3 separate regions of the Homo sapiens genome follow, and regions 1 and 2 are each linked to region 3. A link is a contact called in ENCODE Hi-C or POLR2A ChIA-PET data. All regions are on one chromosome and are shown on one strand. The core of a region is the stretch at or near the end of the contact, and the rest is flanking DNA. Distances in the headings are between cores, read along the strand shown. Region 1 overlaps AUTS2 (activator of transcription and developmental regulator AUTS2). Region 2 has its middle 320 kb from the start of GALNT17. Region 3 overlaps AUTS2 (activator of transcription and developmental regulator AUTS2).

Region 1 (3,084 bases), core at 422-2,921, 360 kb after region 3:
TAAAAGGGCTTCATTTAAAAGTAAAATTCTAACATTTTAATTTCCCCTCCTAATGAAGCACTACAAATTTGTTAATTAGAGCAATTGTTTGAGTGACAGGCATGTAACCAAGTTGTCATTTTCTCTTCACAGTTGACAGATCCTTTCAGACCTATGTTAAGGGTAAGAAAGCTTCTTATAGAACTGTTTTGCAACCTCTATTTGACTCCCTGTGGGTTAAAAATACAAGTCTATTACAAGGAAATAAGCCATAGAAATGTTGGAATAAGACATTGGAATGACGGTGATTGGGTTTTTCAGATAGTGTGATTGAAAATGGCCTAAACTGTTTTGCTTTGACCGTTGGAGGCCATTGGCTTTTTTTTTTTATCTCTACAACAGAGAAAAGTCAACGAGTCCGATCTCTTGTTAGCAGTTCTGGTAAAAGGTTTGACTAGTTGGAACTTAAGGGGAAAGACTGAAGCTATAGGCTGAAGTTAGTCTCTCTTGCACTTAGAAAATATGTAGCTGGGTCCATTTATTTTGGCTGGTGGCTCCCTCTTTCTGTAGTAAGTGACATTGACTTGCCATAGCCGTTTGACCTCCTTTTAAGGTGCAGGAAGGAGGTACTATAAGCATCTGGTTTGTTAACATCTTGCTTAAAGCAAATTGTTCTCGAGGTCTGGAGACTGGCCAGTGTGATGACCTCTAAATGAATCCTGGTGGTTGGGGGTAAGACAGACATGATGAATTGTTGGACAGAAGATGGATGGACAGCAGATTTCTTGCTATGCATAACTCATTTCTAGGGCACATAATCAGATAATTTGATTTCTCCAGGGGAAAAAGGAGAATTGTGTCATCACTTAGGTGAGGCAGTATATTATTTGTGATTTCAAACTACCCATAATTTCATTGCAAGAGAAGAGAACTGACCCAGACTTGCATTTAAGTATATATTTTCGGAACTAACTCCATACTGTAGAAACCAGAAGCTTCTGTTCTTCGCCGATGTAGAATGAGGCTGTGTTTTCTTCTCATCTGTCCAGTAGTCACTGAGCGCGCACGCCGAGCTTATGGGTAGATTACTTAGCAGAAATGAAGTGAAAAGGTGGTCCCTGCCCGCTGACTGGTAGAAGAGAATACACTCACAGCACTCCACTCCTTATAAAGCAAGACATGAAATAATTGGGGAGATGTGGATTCAAATTCAACCCCAGAGGGTGGAGGATGGACTTGAGATCTGCAGAGGCCTAGATAGAGAACAGGAAGGAAGGAATATTCTTCTCTTTGTTTCTTTCTTTAAACTTAGGAACAGCGCCCACCAACACGAATGGGTAGTTGACTCTTAGCATTTACGGTAACTGGGCTTCAATCAAAATGTGAATTTCTTTGTACCACTTTGGGGGTTAAAATAAAAACCACCACGGTCTTGGGGGAGGTTAGGACAGGTTCTGTACCCTCTCTTATTTTGATTTGACTCACAGACATTCACTAATGAGCTCTTCTGAACAGCTGATTTGCATTATAGCATGGCAACATTTGTTAAGTAGGGCTTCCCACTCTACCAGGTCTGCCAGCTGGCAGCAGAAAAGAAAGAGAAGAGGCACAGAGTGGGATTCAGGCTTTTGCCGTCTTGTCCTTGGTAACCGGGGAGGCCCTTGTCAATGTGGTTTTCTGAGTAGCAAACCCACGTGGGGAGAGAGGGGGAGCTGGCTGTGACTCCCTTATGACTGGGCGCTGGAGAGCTACTGATGGAAGGCACTTGGAGAGTACAAAGCACTCTTGTTTCACGAAAAAAGCCTCTGCAGCCAAAATCTGCTGAAAGCTTTGGGGAAATTGAAGGTGGTTTTCTCTGAAATGTCTTCCTCCTAACCACGTTGCTCTTTCTTGTTCCAGAAACCAGGGAAGTGGTGTGCTATGCATGTTCACATCGCCTGGCAGATTTACCACCACCAACAGAAAGTCAAGGTCAGTCCGACCTTCGTGGTGTAGGGAAGAATGGGATGCACATGTGAGTGTGTGACGTGCTCGGGAGAACCTGATGAAGGAGGCATTTAAAACACATTTTACAGACCCATAGTTAGGAAGGATCAAGCCTCTCTTGGAAAAGCTACTCAGAAGTCTTACTTATTTTTTCCTAGAGTCAGGGTCTCACTCTGTTGCCCAGGCTGGAGTACAAGGGGACAATCATAGCTCACCACAGCCTTGAATTCCTGGGCTCATGTGATCCTCCCACCTCAGTCTCCCAAGCAGCTGGGACTTTAGGCATATACCACCATACTTGGCTAATTTCTTGATTGTTGTTTTTGTAGAGATAGATAGGGGTCTCACTGTGTTGCCCAGGCTGGTCTCAGACTCCTGGCCCCAAGCAGTTCTCCCACCTGAGCCTCCCAAGTAGCTGGGATTACAGTGCAAGTCACAGCAGCCAGCTCAGAAATCTTACTGTTAATTAGGGAAACCACTAGTGAAATTACAAAACAAAAGCAAACTGATAATGCCCCAGGGTTTTGTTCCCTTTATAATTTTGTCATTTTATTGATCCAAAGGTCTTGAATATGGATTAAATGCTAAAATAAAGCTTTTGGAAATAAAATTATAGTGACCAAGAATTAGAATACAGAAAATACTCTGCATCTGGGAAGAGCTACAAATGAATGTTGGGTTTGGGTTTTTGTAAAAATAGTGACTGGTGCATTCTTTTCATTTTATGGCTGTGGGAAAATGGTAGAGTCATGTGTGCCCTATATGAAGATGATGCCGCTGAACTGTCATTGGTCCTCCTGATGGTCAGTGCCAGGGATTGGAATACAGTCAGTACTTGCAGGAGCCACGTTCTGGCTAGTTACCTCGCTGTCCAAAGACGATTTTTCCTTTTTGTCTATATTTTCATCATAGGGATGAACATATTCCATGTTCTGCTAGAGCCTTTATGACTCAGTAGGGGAGAGATCAAGAACTTCTGCAAGTCCCTGGATACAGCATCAGCGCTTGGCTTAGGGAACAAAGTAACTGACAAGTCTGTATTTTACAGTCTGGGTATTTATAGGCTATGTTACGATGCCTGCAAAAATGGGAGCAAACAAGCAATCAAGTAACTCCAAT
Region 2 (2,935 bases), core at 21-2,520, 390 kb after region 3:
AGTCTTGAGCCTGGTCTTCAGCTTTTGGCGCCCTCTTGCCACAGCATGTGAGAACCTTTGTAAGTTCCCTGGGGGGCCCTGGGAATTTCACACACGGCTTTTAATTGTCGGTTCATCACCCACAGCTTCTTAATATATTTTCCTAGGATATCAATGACACTTAGCAATAATTACCTAATTATTTGTTACTGTTTTTTCTCTCTTCTCTTTCATTTCACAGATAATAACTATAAATTCTGGGCAAAATTAAAAGAAAGCAAACAAGAGGAAGAAGAGGGCTGGGTGTGGTGGCTCACACCTGTAATCCCGGCACTTCGGGAGGCTGAGGCAGAAGGATTGCTTAGGACTACAAGTTGGAGACGAGCCTGGGGAATGTAGCAAGACCTCATCTCTGCAAAAATTTTTTTTAAAAAATAGTCAGGTGTTGTGGTGCCTGCCTGTAGTCCTAGCTACTCAGGAGGCTGAGGTGGGAAGATTGCTCCCTCCCACGATCCATGGTTACGGTCAGCTGTGATCGTGCCACTGAACTCCAGCCTGGGCAACACAGAGAGACCTGACTCGAAGGAAGGGAGGAAGGGAGGGAGGGAGGGAGGAAGGGAGGGAGGAAGGGAAGGAGCCTTAAAACCTAGACACTGGAGAAGGAAGAAGGCAAATTCTAGAGAACTTTCAAAAGTTGGAATGAGGGTTAAGGGGTTTTCCTGGTGTATGGCTTTTAGTCATAAGGAAGCTTTAGTTGTTAACAAAAAATCTAAAAGAAAACCACAGTTTTGGCCGGGCGCGGGGGCTCACGCCTGTAGTCCCAGCACTTTGGGAGGCAGAGGCGGGCGGATCACAAGGTCAGGAGATCGAGACCATCCTGGTTAACACAGTGAAACCCCGTCTCTACTAAAAATACAAAAAATTAGCCGGGCGTGGTGGTGGGCGCCTGTAGTCCCAGCTACTCGGGGGGCTAAGGCAGGAGAATGGCGTGAACCCGGGACGCGGAGCTTGCAATGAGCCAAGATTGCGCCACTGCACTCCAGCCTGGGCGACAGAGCGAGACTCCGTCTCAAAAAAAAAAAAAAAAAAAAAAAAAGAAAAAAGAAAACCCACAGTTTTTCTGTTCTTGAGAGCTGAGGACAGGGCTTGTATTCCTGGCTAAGAGAGAATCAAAGGGAAGGGACTTAGAGCACGTAGGAGAGGAGGTGGTGGCCTCAGGGAATCATTGCTTCTCGGGGAGAAAGAGGAAGTAAGATAGGGAGGGGTCCCTTAGAGACTTGGTGGCAAAGGAAAAAAATGAAACGAGAAATGAAAGGTCCACAGAAACAAAAGCAAATCACAAAAACAGAGGCCACGAAAACGCTTCCCCCTACAAAAATAACAGCACTGTTATTTTGTAAAAGTGAACTTTACCAACAGAAGAGAGCATTTTTTTGAACCAAGAAACACAGTCGCCATTCCAAACCTTCACCCATTTGCACACCACTGTCATTGCATTGTTACAAATAAAACAGCAGATCCTAATGCATGCAGGTGACTAGAAGTAAACCGAAGCAAGAAATAAAACATTTCAGCTGGTGGAAAAATATTCCCCCCAAAATTGTCTAGACGGGCCAGGCGCAGTGGCTCACGCCTGTAATCCCAGCACTTTGGGAGGCGGAGGAAGGCAGGCAGATCACCTGAGGTCAGGAGTTTGAGACCAGCCTGGCCAACATGGCGAAACCCGTCTCTACTAAAATTACAAAAATTAGCCGGGTGTTTCCTGTTTACCCAGGAAATTCAAATGGATTTAGGAGCTCTGTGTTAGGATGTTACTATCACCTCCATCACACAGGAAATTATGAGGGTTTTAGGAGCTCTGTGTCAGGAACCAGATCAAAGAACAAATGTTTGAACAAAAGATGCCCCTAGCACCACTATCACTCAGGAAATTACAAGGAGCTCTGTGTCAGAAACCAGAGGCAGAGATCAAATATATATATTTTATTATGCCACACGTGGTGAAGTGTCGTGTTGTCCACAAGTTATCTCAAATGGTAAAGAAAAAAAAGTCTATATGTGTACACACAAATACACAGAAAGATATGTCTCAAAATCTTAATGAGTGTCAAATCTAGGTGAAGGGTATATGGGTGAATTATATTATTCCTACAAATATATTGCAAAAAAGTTCTGTATTGAAATTCTTCCAGGAGACTACAAGCATACCATGAAAAGGATAAACAAAGCCGACTCTTTTTTCTTTGCCAACACTAATTAAATTGACAGCACTCCCAGGTGACAGTAATTGAGAAAGAGACTGAGAGAGAACAAATTACCAATATCAGGAATGAAAAGAGGTACTCCACCTCAGATAATAAAAGGATATTATATTTGCTTTCTGCAGATTTGAAAATGTAGATGAAATGGAAAGATTTGAGATGCAGCTTGGTAACTCCTATTAAAAAAAAAAAAGAAAGAAAACAGCCCGCTGGGATTTTGATTGAAATTTCATTGAATCTATAAATTTATTTAGGGAGAATTGACATCTTTACAATGTCAAGCTTATTATTATTATTTTTTTTAAGACAAAGTCTCACTCTGTTGCCCAGGCTGGAGTGCAGTAGCGTGATCACAGCTCACTGCAGCCTCAACTTCCTGGGCTCAGGTGATTCTCCCACCTCAGCCTCCTGAGTGGCTGAGACTACAGGTGCATGCCACAATGCCTGGCTAACATTTTTTTTTTTTTTTTTTTTTTTTTTTTGTAGAGATGGGGTTTTGCCTGTTGCCCAGGCTGGTCTTGAACTCCTGGGCTCAAGCAATCCTTCCACCTCGGCTTCCCAAAGTGCTGGGATTACAGGCATGAGCCACCATGCCCGGCCTATGTTGAGCTGTTTAATTCATAACCAAGGTATTCATTTATTTAGGTCTCCTGTGATATTTCTCAAAGAGATTGTAGAGTTTTCCTAGAATTCTT
Region 3 (2,953 bases), core at 454-2,953:
TACGATAGCATGGAAGAATTTGCCCAGCACCTAGTAGGCTGTCAGCGCCTGTTACCTTTCCTTTCCCCAATGCTCCCTAAAGCTAAGTTCATTGGCCCATCATGTAGAGTAATGGGTCCACAGGCGGTGAATTACTTGTGATGCTCTTCCAAGGACTGAATGAGGAGAGACATTTTAATCAAAGCACCAGCAAAGCTTTTGTAGCGATGAACATACAATTAGTGACCTTCTCCTATCAGGGATAATCAGCAGTGGGACTGGCAGAATTGGAATTTTTTTACATGGGTGATCTGGGCACAGATACTCAGTCAGCTCTGTGTCGCTTAGAACTGGGAGGCAGGAGGCATTTGCAGGTTGGTCACAAACTGGGTATCAGACATATTAAGCCTGCATTCATCTGACAGGCCTCCAGAACGTGATGTCAGGAGAGACGTTTAGCAGTGGGGAGACAATTATGAGACTCTCAGAGGTGAGAAAGAGGATTCTGCTCACTGCCTAGAAAGAGAGAATATGGCATTGGAAAGGGGGTGGTAAAATATGTTGCCTGACACACACCGAAAAGGCCTGTCAGTTACTGAGGTCCCATCGCCGTCTCAGGCTTAGACTGCATGAGAGGATCTATTTAGGGGAAAAAATGTATAGCTTAGCCCCAGTGGCTGCTGGGGTGAATCTCCAGGGCTCAAAGCACGAGTTACAGTTTGTCTTTAGTTTACTTAATAAGCTTCCTGGACTGTCTGATTTCTTTACAGCCTGGAACAGAGGGTAACAAGTCTCCCAGTGCAGTGGATCCAAAGTTGGTGGGCTTCAGTTTGGGAGCAAAGAGCTCACTGTTTGGGACTGGGTTGATGTCATCATTTTATGACAGCATATTAACACAGAGTAAATAGTTTATTCCCCAGGGTACTCACCCATTCCCTCAGAGGTGAGTGTCAACTCCTTCGAGAGAGGTCTGCTCACCTAACCTGCCAATTCTCAAAGAGCCCCACCTCAGGCATTCTCATAGCCTTTCTCTGGCCTTCGTAGGTCTTTGTCCCATTCCCCGATGATAATGCCTTCATGACAAAGATGAAATGAAGGTTGGGGGCAGCCTAGGCTGTAGTCCTGGTGCTGCACCACTAGCCGTAGAGCCTTGGCCAAGTCATGCCCCTCTCTGATTTTTTCATTATGTCAACTGGAAAATATAGTCAGACTGCCTGCCCTGCTTGCCTAACAGCACAGTCTGAAGCATGAGCTGATGGAATACATGTGTAAGCATATTGCATAGTTTGAGGAAGTATTCATGTATACAGTGGTGATATTAGACTTAAGATTTTCATTTTTTCATGAAATTGAAACTAGACCATCTGAAGTCATTGAAATAGGAAAAACACATACAGTATTTTAAATTAGTTCTACTCATGCAGACAAAAAAAAAGTGTCCTGGTACATCGTTGTTTAAGATCTGGTGATCTGTAGTGTTTGTCTACCAAGTGGCTACCGTAAGTGGCCTCCACTTGATAAGTTGTAACAAGATCACAGCAACCCCAACATCTCTGCCACTTTCTCTTTCTCTCTTCTGTTTTGGGTGGAGAGACATCTATATTGTGGCTGTCTCAGAGTTACGGGGAGAGCAAGTCAACGGTAACAGGGAAAAACAAGCCTTGTGTGGGTTGGACCAGACCATTTGTAAGGCTCTTGGGGCATTTGTGTGCACGCACACACAGACGTTAACCAGTCCAGAAATGAGTGTCATTCTCCTCACACAGCGCCGACAGCTGAGTTCTTCCCTGATATTTGCAGACCTCTCTGAAGCTTGACTTTGAAATCCTCTTTTCCTTGAACCCTACGTGTGAGAGAGAAGCCCTTCTTTGCCACTCAAGAGTGGTTCTGTGGTAACAGTGGCTCTGTGGATCTTTTGTCCCTGGCTGGCTCCTTCATATGTTATTGTAAGGTTTTAGTTTGTGCTGGCATGCAGGTGTGTTTTTTTCTCACTCAGATTTTCTCTTAGATGCTGTAATACAATCTATAATTTTTGGTACAGGAGCAAGTTTTTACAAAGGAAGATATGTGCAATTTGTCATTTTCCAGCCTGATGACATATAATTAAACCTTCAATAGTCTATGCCTTCAATAGCATAACTACAACAACCCATCACACTTTGGAAATAAATTTGTTTCATATTTTATATTATCTGGACTCTCTTTGTCCAGTGTGTAACAGGCCCCCAGGAAACAGGAAGTCCCCCACTAGTGAGCACCCCTAATGTGAATGACTGCACACTCAGCCTATTTTGGTGAGAACAGGCAGCTTGCTTTCGGTGGGCTCTTTTGAATGGGCCTTGCCCAAGCTCAATGCTCTCTCTCTCCTCTTGGCTTGTGGCACCTGGCCACAGTAGCAGGCATTGCCTGCTTGAAAAGAGGCTGTCCTTGGATTTTCCTGCCTCTTGGAACACAGAGCTTAATTCAGTTCCCTAACTCCGGGAAGAAGCAATGATCTTCAGCCCTATGAACCTGTCCGGCAACCCACAGCGGCCCACAAAATATGTTCTCTCGCCTACAACCTCATCCCAGCTGCTACCACAGCCCTGCCGACGCAGCGCCTGCTGCGGTCACGGTCCACTCCCAAGGGACACTGCCTTATGTCAGCAGGCCCTGTCTTGATTCCCAGGTGCTGGGAAGACATGATTGCAGCCTCCTGCACCCCTGCTCCCCTCCTCTGACACACACACTCTGAGCCTGCAAGGTACAGCAGCCCACTAAAGCTCTAGTTAAAAGTACCAAGTTGCTGGAATGCCCAGGGAAGTGAGAATGAGCGGGTCTCACACAGGGATGATTTGAAACAAGCCTTGTGGCTTTTTAATAATGTGCCAAAGCGGTCTCAGTGGTGGGCCAGCAGGGCCCCCAGTCTATCTTCTGTGAAAGGAGAAAGCCCAGCAGGCCCTGCCGAATGCAGACAGCCCCTCCACTCTGCTGG

What was found. Hi-C counts contacts between places; a loop is a spot of excess contacts on that map. ChIA-PET counts read pairs that join two places held with the same protein, here RNA polymerase II (POLR2A). Pooled maps may share reads with other maps.
Region 1: a loop to region 3 is called in a pooled map, with 3 times the contacts of the local background. The contact joins two enhancer-like sites. A Hi-C loop is called at or near these places in 3 of 37 single-sample maps with no recorded cell type and 2 of 50 pooled maps. POLR2A ChIA-PET finds 5 or more read pairs at or near these places in 1 of 52 experiments (OCI-LY7).
Region 2: a map with no recorded cell type shows a loop between it and region 3 (4-fold over the local background). The contact joins two enhancer-like sites. A Hi-C loop is called at or near these places in 1 of 168 maps with a recorded cell type or tissue (OCI-LY7), 1 of 37 single-sample maps with no recorded cell type and 1 of 50 pooled maps. POLR2A ChIA-PET finds 5 or more read pairs at or near these places in 1 of 52 experiments (OCI-LY7).

What each region holds. Positions count from the first base shown.
Region 1 is chr7:70,775,225-70,778,308 of GRCh38, forward strand. AUTS2 (activator of transcription and developmental regulator AUTS2) reads left to right here. Exons shown (of 19, transcript NM_015570.4): 13 at 133-162; 14 at 1,879-1,950. Among named protein-coding and RNA genes, the nearest start is that of GALNT17, 360 kb to the right of the region's middle. Within about 2 kb of position 1,672, at least 5 of the 41 ENCODE cell types and tissues checked have a DNase peak (open chromatin) inside an H3K27ac peak, as active enhancers do.
Region 2 is chr7:70,807,826-70,810,760 of GRCh38, forward strand. No RefSeq gene overlaps it. Among named protein-coding and RNA genes, the nearest start is that of GALNT17, 320 kb to the right of the region's middle. Within about 2 kb of position 1,271, at least 2 of the 41 ENCODE cell types and tissues checked have a DNase peak (open chromatin) inside an H3K27ac peak, as active enhancers do; they include OCI-LY7, where a contact is called at or near this core.
Region 3 is chr7:70,414,147-70,417,099 of GRCh38, forward strand. The region is part of intron 4 of AUTS2 (activator of transcription and developmental regulator AUTS2); the gene reads left to right. Among named protein-coding and RNA genes, the nearest start is that of GALNT17, 720 kb to the right of the region's middle. RefSeq lists enhancers at 1,539-1,648, 2,087-2,692, 2,693-2,953. Within about 2 kb of position 1,704, at least 2 of the 41 ENCODE cell types and tissues checked have a DNase peak (open chromatin) inside an H3K27ac peak, as active enhancers do; they include OCI-LY7, where a contact is called at or near this core.